2 separate regions of the Mus musculus genome follow, and region 1 is linked to region 2. Evidence: chromatin loops called from intact Hi-C (ENCODE). Cell type or tissue: left cerebral cortex. All regions are shown on one strand.

Region 1 (5,000 bases), 390 kb after region 2:
AAAGGGCAGAATCCTGCCTCCAGGAGCACAGTGCAAGGAGCCAGCCATGGCCTGCCCCTTCCCCCCACACCCGCATCTCAGGTTTTAAGTTCCCTCATCATCGCCAGCATCAAGGAGCCCAGAGACTGACCCAGATCATTGCTGGCCATTAATATTCTCTTGGAGCATTTTTAAAAATAAATGTTTTCACCTGAGGGAAAAGAACTGCTAACCTTCGCTATTAATCAGACACTTGGATTGCTTTTTTTAAAGACAGAATTAGAGAGAATTCCAGCATCTTATTTTAAAGTCCTTTGGTTTGGAAAGAAGTGATTAAACACAATGCTCAGGCTGGATAGACTGGTGCCAAAAACTCTCATTGCTCCAAATGGGCAGGGGTCTGGGGAGTCCACTCTGAGCTTTGGCAGGGGCTTTGATTTCTCTTTCTAGTAACTGCTGGTGGCTGACACCCTAACTGCCCATAGTGATGCTCCAAGAATAGGATGATAGGAAATTACTGGAACTTAATTCCAGATGCCCAAACAGAGACTCACTTGCCCTGACTATAATCTCTGTCATCAGGAGACACAGGGCTAATGCTGGTTAACGTGGCTCAGCCCAGCATTCTTTTCCCAACTTGACTGCGGCTTCCCTCAGCACAGCCAAAAGGAAGCAGTGGTTGTGTGTACAAAGTTTTAATTTAAAAAATTTAAAACAACCTAGGCCCCAGAGAGTCACTGAAGATGTTCCCAAGAGTCAAATTAAACTCGGAGAGATTTGCATATCATTTGCATATATAGCCTCTTTCATTCAGCAGACCATTAAGTGTCTACCATGTATAATGCATAGCTTTGTCCACTGGTAAGTCATTTGCATATGCAGATTTGGACAAGGCTGTCTTTCTAAGGAATGGTCCAGCAAATATCTTATAAATAGGTCTGCCCTGGAGATAGTCTCCTTATGATTTCTTCCTGCTCTTTTCACTACAACAGCACTATTAAGTGTGGGTTTTGGGTAGAGATAAAAAAAATAGGAGTCCTGCTCTAGGGAGGGCTGTCAAATTTTGCTGGTAAGAAGTAGAATTAGGTTATTCCTCTGTCCATATTCAGAGTGCTCAGTGAGTGGGGCAACTTGAACCCTCCAGGAAGTGTTCTCACACGGATCCCTTCAGGTTTAAAGTCTCCAGAAAAGGTTTCCTCTTTGCCTTGATACAGGGATCCAGAGCTAGTCAGCCTTAGAGATTATCTAAGAAGGGCAGCCTTTTGTTTCACAGAAAAGGGGGCCTAGATCTCCAAAGGGACTTTGAAAACAAAGAGTAAACCTTTAAAGAGGCTGGCAGTCACCTACTATGAGCAGTTACCATCAAGTCCAGCTCCAGGACTAACTGAAGTGAGGCTTTGGGCAAGCTGCTTCACCTTTCTGCTTCAGTAACACCGTGTGTAAATGTGTTTACTTGTGGTCTCTGCTTCAGTGTTTAGTGAATTAATTCAATGAATTAATGCCTTAAAAGCACTCAGAGAAGTATCTGGCATTGCATGCCTGCTTAATACATGTTAGCATTGTAATTATGGTTTTATGGTCATGTCCCATGCCTATCACCAGGCCAAGTCTTACAGAGCAAGATTCAATTTATAACCACACCTATAGTATAATCTCTACTGGTTGCCTGGCCTCTCAGCTTTGCCTTATTTAAGATGTGTTGAAATCTAATATTTATGCCAGTGTTTTTCTTCTTTTAGTTAACAAACGTGACCTCAGCTAATGAGTACTATTTTCCCAGCCTTTTCTATAGATAAGAAAACTGAAATTAAGTCTGGCTTGCTAATTTGCCCATAGCAGTAAAGCTGGTAAACAGCAGGATTGGGCCTCTGCACCAGGCCTCCTCAGTCAAAGCTCTATTTCTAGCTCTGAAAACAGTGCCCCCTGCTGTGCCTGCTCCCATCCTGCAATTTCTCTATCAAGGGCTCCAGGCTCCAGAAAACACAAGCTCTCCTAACCTGGCTCTTCCAAGGAAGTGGTAGTCTGTTTAAAAACCCAATTAAAGGATGCCAACACTGTTTCAGTGTCGAAAGAAAGTGAAGAAAGAAAGAAAGAAAGAAAGAAAGAAAGAAAGAAAGAAAGAAAGAAAGAAAGAAAGAAAGGAAGGAAGGAAGGAAGAAAGAAAGAAAGAAAGAAAGAAAGAAAGAAAGAAAGAAAGAAAGAAAGAAAGGGAGAGAGAAAAAAACAAAGAGGTTTGTGTCACTGGCTTGTGTACTATATACAGGGTCCTGCCAAGAATGCTCTCTCCTCCTTAATGGAAACTGAAAGACAATTAACTACCCATTTTAGACCTATAAGGGATGTAAGGCTCCCTCGAGGTTTAATGACCTAAACTGGGTGTTTGTAGAGCTCTTGGGGGTAGAAATATGAGTGAGGTGCAAGTCTGGGCAATGGCAAAGCCTTTGCCTTCCTATCCTTTCCACTACCACCAATGCCATTCAGAGACCCCACAGTAATCTCACGACCCCCTGTGCATGCATTCTTCCACCCTGTCCTCAACAAAGGAAACCCTTGCAAGGAGAGCAGGTACAGAAAACAAAAAGTGTTGATGCTAAGCCTCAGTCAGCCTCTCCAGTACCATCCAAGAGTGAATGCCAGGATTCCCTCAACTGCTGGTCCCAGCTAGAGAGCTCTAAGGCTCAGAAAGGACTTACCAAGACGATGGCAAGGCAGAGATGGAATGACACTCCAGAATTCAGCCTTCTCCTACTCAGCCCTTTCTGACACTGACACTAGTGCTCTCAGTATTCAGTTTTGATAACTGAATGTATTTGATTTAGACCATAATATTTAGTGCCACTTTGGATTTCCAATTAGGCTTCAGTCAGGCACTGACAGTCTGATTTGTTTTGTTTTGATCAACACAAAAGAGAGCAACATCAGAGGAATTGTGAAAAAAAAAAAACACAACCCTTATTTCTATCTACCAATCACTGGGACAGTGATGCAATGATGAGAAGATACAGTTCAAAGGTGTTGAGAGAAGCACACTCATCATGAGCCAAGGAAAGAGGGAGAAGAGAAAGAGAACTCTTGGGAAGAGGTAGTGTCTGAAGTCCTGGGCCTCCTCCAGAGTAGGTGTGCAAGCTGTACATAAGAGGATTGTATAGAGACTAGAGATGGGAACAGAACAGTCTTCTACAAGCTTCTCATTCACAATGACATAGGCTCATAAATACCCCCTAGAACTTTGATCCAGGCTCTATGAATGATGCCCTTCGGAGGTGAGAGGCTGACCTCTTGTGAATTCTTCAAGTAAAGCCTCACCCCTCATCCAGAAGTGGCCAGCTATGCAGGTTCACATAAAGATGTAAGGTTGTCTTCATTGCCTGTGAGTCTAGCACACTGCTTTCACACTCATGCCCAGCAATGATTCTCTCTAGGGCTGTCTACATGAGAATGTTTAGGGTCAAATTCAGGTCTATAAAGGGATTCAGGGGAAGGTAGGTAGATTACAGAAAATGATGCATCTGTCTTATGAGTCATCTGGGAGGCTGAGTCAAGGCTAATTGCAACCTTAGTTTCCCCTTTGTGAAATGAATTCTTTCAAAGGGCACTGGGAACACTGTGCTTGGAAGCTGACCTGGGTGTGAGTATGTCTGTACTGGTGGGTACTTGTGTGAAGGAAGTAACTATCCCTACATGGCCAAGGAGCAGTGTCAGTCCTGAAGAGGTGTTCTATTTCTATGCCATTGCAGGAGAGTAGTGGGGGTTGACACTTCTCTTTCAAGGCTTGGCTTTCACTGTTTGCGACCCAAACTTTACTGCAGTTTTCTAGCAGGCTCTATGCTCTTTCTCTGGGCCCAGTTTAGGAACCTGGTATCTCTACTTGACATTTCATGGTTCAATTCCCTGAGCACTTGCCACTATGAATAAGTTAGCCTTCCTTTCCCATACCTGTTATTCCCACTCCCCATTCCTCTCTGCAAACAGGTTGGGATTTGAAATTGCCACCAGATGGAAGAGCACCAGCTGCCATCAGCTGTTGGCAGCTTAGGAAACAGATCATGTTCAGCTTCCATCCTGCAGGCAATGTTTAAAGATAAGAAGCCTAGGGTGGGTAGACTCAGTGGAAGGAAGACTGAAAGGGAGTCATGGGCAAAGATGAGGTCAGTGTCTCAGCCACTCAGTTACCAAGAGGCTCATCCAGTAGCCACCTAGGGCTCAAATGCTTGCAGCACTAGGCTTGTCTTCATACAGTCACATACACACAAGAGGAACATGTAAGCATAGCTGACAGTCAAGTGTGTACAGGGCTGGAAACACATCAAGATCCTCCCAGCTTTGAATCAGAGGAGGCTTCCTGGATGGGGGGGGGTGTTCTACTTGACCTATAAAAGGGGAGAGTTTACCATTCCCAAGAGACCCAATTGGAAAGAAAGATCTTCAGGCTTCCCAGCTGCAGCAGTTTAGAACATGGGAGAAAACAACCATGTACCTAGAACAAAGATTATCACTAGGGTTACCCCCTGGCACAAGCCCTCCATTCTCTCCACCTTCAAATTCCTAGAAAGGTCTTGGGTCTTAGTTACATCATCAAGAGAAAGATATCAGTACTGATCTATTACCTCCTAACACAGCCTTGTTCCTTACGGTATGAAAAGGGTGGCATCTAGCCATGCCAGTTAATAAGATAAAGATAAAGATGTTTTCCCCTTGGCTTTTAGTCCCTTCTTTCAGTGATGCTAATAGTTAGTGGGACTTTGTCAGGCTGGGCTGCTTCTCTTTCCCTAGGAGATGACAATGTCCAGTAATTATTGGGTGCTTAATAAATACTTGGTATAGGCTGTGAGACAAAGAGACAAAGAAAGAAAGCTGTTATGTAAGAAGGCTTCCTAGGATGGCAGGAAGGTCCTTGTAGGCAAGTCATCCTTTATTCAGATCTGGGCTCTGCAATTCTGCTTTTCCCTAAGGCCTGGCTTAGCCTCTCTAAGCATCAGTTTTTCTCTTTTGTAAAGTGGGGTCAATGATAATGGTCACTA
Region 2 (5,000 bases):
CTGTACAGGAACAGAAGTACAGGTGGTGGGTGATAGGACTACAAATTCATGCCTCAAACATTAATTGGGTATTTACTATATATTGATACATGTTGCTGTGGAGATTTTAAAATACAATAGTAAACAAGACTGGCAAAATAATTCTTTCTTAGAGACTATTCTAAAAAAAGATATGGAAAATACACAAATGTTCTATATTATATAATGCCAGGAATGGCATAACATCCAGGCTTGATAAGTAAACAGGATGTACCCACAATGCTGTAGTATACTCCATTTTAAGTGAATTAGTCATGAAAAGCCATTTTGAAGAGCTTCCATTTGCACAGATTTTTGAATAAAGGGTGTGGTTGGGGATCCATGCACTACTAGGGGAAAGAATGTCCTAAGTATTAATAACAGAACATGCAAACAAACATTCTACAGACAAACAAGCTCTGAATATTTTCAGTTTTAGTAGTAAGTGTTATAGAAGGAATGAGCAGGAAAGAGTAAAAGACCCCGAGAAAGCTAGAAGATCATAAGCAGGGACTGTGACTTTGAGTCCAACTTAATGGGAAGTGTGGAAGGGTTTCAATGATGTGATTATTATATGTTTGATGGAACATAGCCTTTTACAAATATAACTTCATGAAAAGTTACACCTCAGTAAAACAAATATGTGTCCAAGTTGTCTGTTCTCCATTTCTTCTTTCACTCTACAGGGTCAGTTTATAGTGGTCTACCCTTGCCTTGCTCAGACATGACCCACAAACTCTCCTCTTGTTTTCATCATGCACCTCTCATGTATAGCCTCAGAGCTTCTCTTGACTCCTAGATTGTTGTTTGTATATATATATATATACTTGGTCATAGTCTTTTTTGACCAACTGATAACAGAAGGTAATTAATAAATGCTTTTAATTTATATTCCTAATGTTCTTTGAGATCTTGGTGGGGATGTTACACATCCTTATGCTTCTTAATTTCTTCCCCCATTGGGCATGTCTCTGCCTAACTTCATGTATTCACCTTGTATTCTTCTGTCTGATCACTTTTCTCAATGATTTCATGCTATGTTTCTTAGGCAAATTATAAAGTAGATATAGGCTATGATGTTGTGATTATTCCATTTATATATAAGAAAAATAGGTTAAATGGGCTGGCTGTACATGGTCATAATAAAGTGGAAAAAAAATGGACCTAAACTCAGATGTTTCCATCATGATGGTAACAACTCTACTATGCTTCCCAATGCTCAGAATTGAATAGGTGAGAGCATCTAATGTGTGGATGACCCTTCTTCTACACTCCAAATGAAACTTCATCAGATTTGCAGGAAGAAGCAAGGCACTGTGTACATGCCATCCCATCTGATTTGTGATTCAGGGGAGCATCTTCCTGTTAAAGAAAAAGCCATTGATCACCAATGACTGAAGAAGCTTGAAGTAGGCTACTGCTTCCTCAGTAATAATACATACCATCCCCAAGTCTACAGATGAACTTAAGAGCCCACCCTTCAGGAGGTTAGTAAAGAGTTCCACTTGCTAGGAATGTAGGCTTGTGGGGTAACTCCTGCCAGATAGCTCTTTAGAAATATAGTTGGGTTGGTAATATCCCCTAACTCAGTGCCACCAGGGCAGGAGCTGGACAGAATTCTCTTCATCTGTTATCTTCCCAGCCATGGATAAATATGACTGTCCATTAATAGTTGTTAGACAGTTCAGTCAGTGCAGTTATGAAATCAAGAATGAGGGCTCAAAACAAGTTTGTGTCATTTGAAAATAAAGCTTCCGTTGAATGCCTGAGTGAAGACTCCTTAAAGAGGTGACGAAAAGCCACTTTAATGTTGAAGATATTCCAGGAAGAGTATAACATAGAATGAGACAGGTGGAATGACAAACAAGGCACTGTGTGTATACCATCCCACCATGATACTATGAGTGAAAAGGATAAACTGAGTTGTGACTCAACCCAAGTGAGGCTACAAGGAAAGAACTTCCAAGACCAGAAAAGCATTGAAGCAGACCCCTAAATGCAGAGTGAGGGAGAATTAAGACTGGTTTTGATTGAATAATGACATGACAATAATAGAAAGAAGGCAGCAGGAGCTTGAGGAAGAGACATCATCACTGTAGATAACCATTATCTTATCTAAAAAGCACACCCACAAAGACTAATTAAAATGTGGTTCAGATGAGATCAAATCTGAAACATCTTTCCATCACTGTGACAAAAATATCTGAGATAGTCAATGTATAAGAATGAAAGATACTTTAGCTTATAGTGTGAGTCCAGGATCACTTGGCTTTGTCACTTTGGAATTATGGTGAGGCAAAGTATCATGACAGAGAGTTCCTGATGGACCAAATCAGATAGCCTTGTAGCAGATAGGATGCAGGGAAAGAGAAAAGAGGGAAGGGGTTGGGTGTTATATTGCCTTCCTAATATCTTCCTTGTGGCTCCTATTAGAACATTTTGTTGCTATTAGGAACCCTGAGAAATCCACTTTAAGAGCTAATTGTTTATTTTAGCTCATGGCTCCAGAGTTTTGAGTCCTTAGTCATGTTTATTCTGGACTGATGATGACACAGGTAGTCATGGTAGGAGAAGCACATAGAAAAGGCAACACTTTATATGAAGAGAGAAGAGGAGAGTTCTAGAATAAGATACAACTCCCAGTGACACACCCAGTGCCATACATCTATCTAGGCCCCACTTAGTTCCCAGAACATTTTTTAAAGGTACATCTACAGGTTTCACCAATCAGGAAGGGTATATGGAAGGGAGAGAATGGGGAAATGATGTAATTATATTATGCTCTTAAAAGGTAGTGTGTCATGTATGCATATGTGTGTGTGTGTGTGTGTCTATATATTGCCATTGGCTAGGAACCATGCCTTCATGCCTTTAGTAACAAGCCCCACAGAGGAACAATACATGTTCAAACTGTAAGTCTTCCCATTACTGCCACAGGATGATGAGAATCTCAATACAGCCTAACAGTGAAATTAGCAGGTGGAACTAGCTCAGCACTGCAGCCCACTCATGAACACCCACTTCTCTTAGATTATTGGTTGTGAGCCTATCCTTTAACAGTTGAGTCAATGCTCCAGCCCAAACACCCACTTCTCTCTTGCTCTTTGCTTTTCCTCATAGCCCGGAGGTCTATGAGGGCTTTAACTTCACACTGTCATTGTATAGAGGAGATTCACATACAACCTATCTAGCTGTTGGAAGTTAGGGACTGAATCGTAAGCTTCTTATCCCTCTGTGCCAAATGATATTCTAGTTAGTATAGGTATAGTATCTACTGGGTTTTTACTTTTATAGAAACAAATCCCAGAATGTAAAACAGATTATCACTTTGCTTGAGTTCAATGCCATTCAAAGCAGAAATGCCAGATTCAAAGCACCTACTTTCCAGTACCTTCATCTGCAGTCTTCTAACCACAGATGGTTGTCAGGCTTCCCTGTACCCTCAGCCCTCAGTTTCTGCTCATAATCAGCATTGGCTCTCCATCTTCCCACTCCAATTGCTAGCCTTAGGCAGTTGAGACATAGGAGCCTTGCAATTAAATTCTCCCCTCCAGCCAAACTGACCCCAAATCATAGTTATGAAATTTCTCAGGTTTATTGATTGCCTTGTTTTTATTTCTCTGTTTGCTGTAGTCACACAGGACCCTCTCATGCAGGTTGCTTTGCTGGGTTCCGGACAGCATTTACCTTGGGGCATAGAAGCCTCACTGGCCAAAAAGTAACTTAGCCTTTTGTCCTCCCAGATCTACAGGTCACTTTGACCACAGTAGCAGGTCTATTGCTGCCCGTGGGTGGGTCAAACCCCTGCTAACAAGAGAAACAGCCAAGACAGAACCTCATTCCACTCCCACCACACTGCCATAGTTATCATTGTGCTGACCTCAGCCTTTTTTGCAGGACTTTTTCACCTGAAAGACTAGCTCCTACTAGCTTCCCTCTCCTTGGTACAGCTCAGTGTGAACCTGTTCCATGTTGTCTGCAGGTTGGATCCTTGGGTCCTTACGTGTAATTCTACAGTGGACAAAGCAGTTCTTTCTTTCAAGCAGTATTCAGGTTAGTGGGAAACAGGATAAACAGATAGCAAAGCAGGGGTAGAGTATTAGAAAGGAGATCATGAAATATAAGGGATAGGGAAGGTCTTAGGTGCTGTCAAGGAAGGGAAAGCCTCTCAGACACGGGGTAGACTTGTCTAGGTATGATAATCTAGGAGCCCAGCACTCAGGCCAAGCCCAAAGCATTTTTAGAAGCCCATGAAAATTTATTTTCACTCAGAAGAATAGATGAGTATCATACAACTAAATACCCAACAATGAATTTAGTCTGTGTTTCAGGAGTCTTTATACCAACACAGTTATAAAAATCTATACTTTGGTTTTTTCATTTATTTGTTTGTTTGTTTTTGTTTGGAACAAAAAAAAAAAAACCTCCATAAAAGCAATATGGCTGAGGCCAGTGAAGTTACAGTAGTCCTAGATAGGGGAGACAGCTTTGGGTAGATCTTTGTGCTAGTAGAAGAAGCAGAGACCCTCCTGTGCATATATGCTTGCTGAAGCATATATATTCTAAACTCAGGGGTGCAAGGGAAAAGTTAGGTGTCTGGAAGCAGTGAAGTGTTGGGTGAGGAAGTGGGTAGGCTGTGATGGAGTTGTGTCTGCTTTGTTGAGAACATGAAATTCATCCCATAAGGGCATCTCCAGACCTTACCCTTATAGGCAAAGATTTCCCTCTTGTGGAGTATTTCCTTAGTCTAGAGAACCACTATGGGCTGAACAGACTGGCATACTATTTCTTATATAGAGGCAGCTGTTCAAACTTTTAGTTTCTAGTGAGCTGGGAGGTTTGGAGAAGGACTTCAGCTGCCTCATTTCCAGAATCTTGAAAAGGCTGCTGATAACCAATCCTACTTTCACCTCTGTTTATACAGAGCCCAGGGATCTTCTCCCAGTGACCATTTGCAAGCATAAAGTAAAGGCAGGATAAAG

Evidence for each region. A loop is a pair of places that touch in the nucleus more often than their neighbours do. Peaks named below come from ENCODE experiments on the same cell type or tissue, not always from the same donor. Only the 100,000 strongest peaks of a DNase experiment are listed, where the experiment ranks them.
Region 1: it touches region 2 in a loop (2.0-fold over the local background); 1 of 42 quality-filtered maps calls a loop at or near these places.

What each region holds. Positions count from the first base shown.
Region 1 is chr1:194,720,643-194,725,642 of GRCm38, forward strand. The region is part of intron 4 of Plxna2 (plexin A2); the gene reads left to right. Among named protein-coding and RNA genes, the nearest start is that of Gm46202, 3.4 kb to the left of the region's middle. In left cerebral cortex, a CTCF peak has its summit at 1,902 (motif pointing left); a DNase peak (open chromatin) is centred at 1,899.
Region 2 is chr1:194,327,654-194,332,653 of GRCm38, forward strand. The region is part of intron 1 of Gm51784 (a long non-coding RNA gene); the gene reads right to left. Among named protein-coding and RNA genes, the nearest start is that of Gm51784, 11 kb to the right of the region's middle. In left cerebral cortex, no CTCF peak of the experiment used is centred here; a DNase peak (open chromatin) is centred at 3,046.